Linked DNA regions of Homo sapiens: region 1 is linked to region 2. A link is a contact called in ENCODE Hi-C or POLR2A ChIA-PET data. All regions are on one chromosome and are shown on one strand. Each heading gives the region's core, a stretch centred on a gene start or an enhancer-like site at or near the end of the contact. The rest is flanking DNA. Distances are from core to core; before and after follow the strand shown. Region 1 holds the start of SDHB (succinate dehydrogenase complex iron sulfur subunit B). Region 2 holds the start of ZBTB17 (zinc finger and BTB domain containing 17).

The links. A loop is a pair of places that touch in the nucleus more often than their neighbours do. ChIA-PET counts read pairs that join two places held with the same protein, here RNA polymerase II (POLR2A). Pooled maps may share reads with other maps.
Region 1: a map of CD4-positive, alpha-beta T cell shows a loop between it and region 2 (6-fold over the local background). The contact joins the promoter of SDHB here to the promoter of ZBTB17 in region 2. A Hi-C loop is called at or near these places in 1 of 168 maps with a recorded cell type or tissue (CD4-positive, alpha-beta T cell) and 6 of 50 pooled maps. POLR2A ChIA-PET finds 5 or more read pairs at or near these places in 1 of 52 experiments (T-cell).

Annotation. Positions count from the first base shown.
Region 1 is chr1:17,052,462-17,055,745 of GRCh38, reverse strand. It overlaps SDHB (succinate dehydrogenase complex iron sulfur subunit B), which reads left to right and starts at 1,714. Exons shown (of 8, transcript NM_003000.3): 1 at 1,714-1,798. The coding sequence starts at 1,727. RefSeq lists enhancers at 1,175-1,224, 1,775-1,834.
Region 2 is chr1:15,974,767-15,978,006 of GRCh38, reverse strand. It overlaps ZBTB17 (zinc finger and BTB domain containing 17), which reads left to right and starts at 1,906. Exons shown (of 16, transcript NM_003443.3): 1 at 1,906-2,024. RefSeq lists enhancers at 1,542-2,041, 2,933-3,042 and silencers at 2,043-2,142, 2,183-2,512.

The DNA of each region.
Region 1 (3,284 bases), core at 465-2,964, 1.1 Mb before region 2:
AAGTGGGATAATGGACCATAATGTTTGGCACAGAGTAGAAATGGTTTCTTATATTAAATGGCTAACAAAGCCACCAAGGACTGGGTGTCCTTCTCTGGGCACACCCTCTCGTACAGAACAGAGCTCACAGTGTCTAGCTGTCTGCTCACTTGCCGTCTCCACCACTAGAGAGTAAATTCAATGAGCAGTGACCACCTGGCTTGCTCATTCCCTGCAGCATCCCAGCACTTGGTGCCTGCCACATAGTAGCCACTCCATTCGTATTTATGAATGAATGAATGAACGAACAAAAGAATGGCACCTTTGCCAGCCACCCTTGAAATCACCTCAGCTCATTCACCAACTGCCCAGTTTGTTTGGGACTCTCAGTGCAGAAACCTGGGCAGCCTCGGGCAAGCTGCACGGTATGCGACAGAAAGGGCTGACTCAAGCCAGTAAGCGTCAGAGATGAATAATAAGACTGACAAATTCTTAGGGAGGCTAGGTGTGGTGGCTCACGCCTGTAATCCCAGCACTTTGGGAAGTTGGAGCAGGATGATTGCTTGAGCCCAGCCTGGGCAACATAGCCAGACTCCATCTCTACAAATAATTTTTTAAAAAAATTATCCGGGTGGCCGGGCGCGGTGGCTCATGCCTGTAATTCCAGTACTTTGGGAGGCCGAGGTGGGTGGCTCACGAGGTCAGGAGTTCAAGACCAGCCTGGCCAAGATGGTGAAACCCCATCTCTACTAAAAACACAAAAAAATTAGCCGGGCATGATGGCGGACGCCTATAATCCCAGCTACTCGGGAGGCTGAGGCAGGGAATTGCTTGAACCCGGGAGGCGGAGGTTGCAGTCAGCCGAGATCGCGCCACTGCACTCCAGCCTGGGAGACAGAGCGATACTCCATCTCAAAAAAAAGAAAAAAAAAAAAACTACCCGGGTATGGTGGCTCACACGCCTGTAGTCCCAGCTACTCTGGAGGTGGGAGGATCGCTTGAGCCTGGGAAGTCGAGGCTGCAGTGAGCCAAGACTGCACACCGGCCTGGGCAACAGAGTGAGACCCTGTCTGAAAAAAAAAAAAAAAATTGGCCGGGCGCAGTGGCTCATGCCTGTAATTCCAGCACTTTGGGAGGCCAAGGTGGGCGGATCACGAGGTCAGGAGTTCAAGACCAGTCTGGCCAAGATGATGAAACCCCGTCTCTACTAAAAATACAAAAAATTAGCCGGGTGTGATGGTGTGCGCCTGTAATCCCAGCTACTCGGGAGGCTGAGGCAGGAGAATCGCGTGAACCCGGGAGGCGGAGGTTGCAGTGAGCCAAGATCGCGCCATTGCACTCCAGCCCGGGAAACAGTGCGAGACTCCATCTCAAACAAACAAACAAAAATTCCAGGAATAAAGAGGTTGAAATCGGGGCAGGGACCCGGATAGGATGGCTCCGCCCCATCTAAGTCTTAGCCCCACCCCCTGAAAGTCGCCCTGCCTCTCAGACTCCTCCCCTTTCTGAGAAGGTCACGGGGGAAGCCAAATGGGCATGCGCCGCTACTGCGCTATTGCGCACGCTCGCTGTGCTTGCCCCGCCTTCCCTCCGCCCACCCGGGAAACCGGAAGCCGCCTCCCACTTGGTTGCTCGTACGCGGCTAGTGGGTCCTCAGTGGATGTAGGCTGGGCGCCGCGATGTTCGACGGGACACCGGCGGAGAGCGACCTCGGGGTTAAGGGGTGGGGCTGACGTCAGGAGCCAAGATGGCGGCGGTGGTCGCCCTCTCCTTGAGGCGCCGGTTGCCGGCCACAACCCTTGGCGGAGCCTGCCTGCAGGTGAGTCCTGGAGCCTCAGAGAGGGAAAAGTCAGGAAAGCCACAGAGACTGCCTGGAGCTGATGGGGCTGCGGAGAGACTGAGGAAGCATAGGGCAAGGCCTCAGGGAGATGGAGGACCTCCTCCCCCTGGTGCAGTGCTTTGGTTTGGCTTCGAGCATCCCTGTCAAGTTATCTTTCTGCGCCTCGCAGCAGCTTGTGAGTTAGGGCACGGGCAATTTTTTACAGCTAAGGGTGCGGGGGGGGGGGACGTTCAGAAAGGGGACTTGAATTGCTCAAGGTCACATGGCAAGCGAATGACTGCTGGAACCAGAATTTGAATCCAGACATTGGAGTTCCAAGCCCTTTTTCTGCCACCAAACTATCGCCTCTGTAGAAAAGGGAGACCTGCGGGGTGTGAAGGATGGGAATTGGGAAGCGAGGTAATTCCTCAAGGGTGCGAGGTTGAGGACCGGGATGGGTGAGGAAAGGACATGTGAATTGTTGGGGACAGGGCAGGGGAAGGGAGAGATGGAGGGAAATGCACCCAGCCCCCTACCTCGAAGGATCCCGGAGGTGGGTGGTGGGGGTTGCAGGAAAGACTGGGTTCCTTAAAGCAGTGTCACCACAGTTTCACTAGTATCCTCTCAGTGTTTCTGACTCTAAAGGTCATATAATAATACGGACCTCATAGAGTTGACATGGAATGACAGGTAGAGGGCTTGGCGCTGTTCTTGTTTATTACTATGCCGTGTGCAGTAACAGATTTTCCCACGCCCCTTGTATGGCCAAGAAACAACACATTTCTGACCTGCCTTCTAAGTGGGAACATTTAGAAGGGGAAGGGAAATTGCTTTTGTATACATAAGGGACTAAGGATTTGCAAATCCTTTCTAAGTCTGTTCCTCTTCTGGGATTCTCAACAACCCCTTTAAGGTGGGCAAGCAAGAATCCTTACCCTCCTTTTTGGAGCTTTGAAAACTTGAGGCCCCCAGAAAGAAAATTTTTGGCTTGCTCAAAATATCACATTCCCAAGAAGCAGACCTGAGGCAGTTTTTTAACATGGTACCAGAAAAACTCCTTAGCATAGATCTTGGGACATGGTTGGTGTCCAAGAAATTTTAGTTCCTCTTCCTCTCTTGCACTTAAATGAGGACATCTTTCATCTTAAGTGCCTGCTATGGCTGCATAACACAGTACATATTGCCCATGTTCCAATCCTGGTTCTATCCAGCATGCTGTGTGTGAACTTGGATCCACTCTGTCTGCATCAGCCTTTCTGAAAAGGGGAGATAGAGGAAGAAGACAGCCTACCAGAGCCTCAAGCTGACATCCTCTCAGTATTAAATTGATGATTGATAATGAGCTTGTTTACCTGTTCCTTTTATAGTTGCTGAGCAAACAATTAAATTGTGAGAGCCCCACTAACGAGAGAGTTCCAAGCCCCTCTTCTAAGAATGCATTGTAGAAAAGGCTAATTTCATAGGTCATTTTTGTAATTCCAGGCAA
Region 2 (3,240 bases), core at 657-3,156:
TAAGAATGACACAATGGACTTTGGGAACTCAGGGGGAAAGGTGGGAGGGGTGAGGGATAAAAGACTACACTTTGGGTTGGCTGGGCGCAGTGGCTCACGCCTGCAATCCCAGCACTTTGGGAGGCCGAGGCGGGCGGATCACGAGGTCAGGACATCCAGACCATCCTGGCTAACACGGTGAAACCCCGTCTCTACTAAAAATACAAAAAATTAGCCGGGCATGGTGGCGGGCGCCTGTAGTCCCAGCTACTCGGGAGGCTGAGTCAGGAGAATGGCGTGAACCTGGGAGGCGGAACTTGCAGTGAGCCCAGATGGCGCCACTGCACTCCAGCCTGGGCAACAGAGCAAGACTCCATCTCAAAAAAAAAAAAAAAAAAAAAAAAAGACTACACCTTGGGTAGAATGTACACTGTTCAGGTCATGGGTCCCCCAAAATCACAGAAATCATCACTAAAGAACTTATCCATGTAACCAAACACCATGTGTTCCCCAAAAACTACTGAAATAAAAATTAAAAATATAGTTAAAAAGAACGGGTGAAGTTAGCCAGTTGTGGGTGCACATGCCTGTAGTCTCAGCTACTGGGGAGGTTGAAATGGGATGCTTAAGCCTAGGGGTTTCAGTCCAGCCGGGCAACATAGCGAGACCCCATCTAAAAAAAAAAAAAAGAAAGAAAAGAAAGACGGCCGGGCACGGCGGCTCACGCCTGTAATCCCAGCACTTTGGGAGGCTGAGGCAGGTGGATCACGAGGTCAGAAGATCGAGACCATCCTGGCTAACATGGTGAAACCCCGTCTCTACTAAAAATACAAAAAATTAGCCAGGTGTTGTGGCGGGCGCCTGTAGTCCCAGCTACTCTGGAGGCTGAGACAGGAGAATGGCGTGAACCCGGGAGGCGGAGCTTGCAGTGAACCGAGACAGCGCCACTGCACTCCAGCCTGGAAGACAGAGTGAGACTCTGTCTCCAAAAAAAAAAAAAAAACCTAAAGACAAGAAGGGGTGAAGTCAACTGCTGGGCTTTTTTGTTTCTCTAGCCATTGTGAAGACAGGAGTGAGTTGCCAGATTGGCATATGTTGCATCCCACTGAAGGCTAGTGGACATGAATCTCTAGGGAACAGTCTCCCCACTGCATACTTTCTTCAGCTGTGCTTGGCTGTTTGGGAGCTAACAAAGAGAAAAGGTGCATTTGGATTCACACAGCGTTGGTATTCTTACCAAATCCATGTGACAAAAAGGCAAGGGGGCAAAAGAGCTTACAGTAGTGGCAAGAGTGTTGTTAAAATTATAGATTATGGAAAATATGCAGGCCTAGAAGTAAACAAAGGAGAAAGCCCTCAGACTGTGAGAAAGTGGAGAAGTCAGTGGCCTAGAGCTACCAAAAAGGTAGAAGAGGGGCCACGGAGGGGCCATGCAAGTCTGCAGACACTTTTGTTTTCAGACACCTTTATTCACGTCCAAGACAATCAGGGAAGGGGATAATGTTCGGTTTAGAAGGTAGAAAAACACAACTGGGATCTGCAGCTTTGAAGCCACAAGTAGATTCATATCTCCGGTCCACCACTTACAAGATATGTGACCATGGACATTGATTTACACTTTTTGAGTCTGTTTTCCCTTTTTTAAAATTAGGAGAATAATACTATCTTATAATTGGTGTGAGGATTTAAAGAGATAATGCATGTAAAGCGCTTAACACAGTGCCTGGCACACAGTAAGAGCTGAACACATGATGTTACTGTTATATTTGGAAGAGAAACCAAGGCAGGGGTACAATGAGGACAACTCTGAGCGCCGAAGTACTGTAAGGTGGAACTTTTGGATAGCTAGGCGCATGCGTCTGTCTATGGGCGCTCTCCTAGCGAGGACGCTGCGCATGCGCCGGAAGTTGCAGCCGGGAAGCCTGCGAGGTCGGTTCCGCCCGACTCTAACATGGCGGCGCCCTTTGTCTGCTCTGGAGTGCCGTCCCCGGCCTTCTCGCGGCCGTGATGCACCTCCCTCTGCGGTGGGGTCCGGGACATGGCAGGTGAGTGTCAACAATCGCCCGGGGCCGGGGAAGTCCCGGGAGCCGGGGCGGAGGCGGCGGAGGATGGGGCGCGGTGGGACGCCGGTGACGGTTGTGTGGGGGAGGGGAGGGAAGTGGAATGGGACGCCAACCGGGGCTGAGGGGACACCGCTGGGCGGGAGATTGTGGGGTGGCGGGGCGGGGGGCGTCGCCGGGCGTGCTGGCGGGGAGTGGGCGGCCAGGCGACCGCCCGGGCGAGGGGGCGCGTGTCACCTCCCGGGCTGGATGACACCCCAGCTGGTAGCATCTCCGCCCCCGCCGCACGGCTGTCACCGCCCCTTGACCCCGCGCGCTGTCGAGGGTGGGCGTTCTGCGGCCGCGAGGGAGCGCAGTGCCGGGGCAGCTCCTGTCGGCCGGCCGGGGCGGGAGGGAGCGGGGCTGCCCGGGCCTAGGAGGAGCTGACAGAGGAGGCCGACGCTGTCCCTGTATAAAAGCATTTCATTCATTCATTCGTACTGCGGACGGTGGTTCAGCACCTGATAGATGGTGAAGCTAGAGCGAGTGATGCGGGCGGACTCGATCCTCCAGGATCCTCGATCCTGGAGTTAGGAGTGTGAACCGTGGAGCCCAGCAGCGGGGTTTGAATCCCCATTCCCTGCTGTGACCTTAGGCACTTTTGGCTTTTTCTCTCTGCCTGGGTTTATTCATCCTTTAAGCAGAGATGATAATAAAATCAGCCTCCTAAGATTGTAATAAAGGGGAAATGAGGCTCCTAGAACACTTATGGGTACAAAGTAAATGCTGTGTGTTTGTTGCTGTTATTAATTGTATCACCATTGTCACCCAGAGCTCAGAGACCCATGTGGGAGACATACAGGTAAATCAGCAATTCTGATACTGCTGCGAGGGCAGAAAGCCCTCCTTCCTCTGAAGCACGGAGTAGAGACACATCACTCAGCCTAGGGGGAATCCCGGGAGGCTTCTGTCCCCCAGAAAGCTAAGATCTAAGGGAAGCTCAGCGGAGTGAGGCAGGAAAACGGGTATTCCCAGTTAAGGGTGTAGTTTGTGAGAAAACTCATCTTCGTAGAGAGAGGAGAGAGAGATCAGGCTAAATAAAGAAGCAGACTGGGCCGGGCTCGTTGTCTCACGCTTGTAATCTCAGCACTTTGGGAGGCCCAGGCGGGCAGATCACTTGAGGTCAGGAGTTCGAGACCAGCCTGGCCAATATGGTGAAACC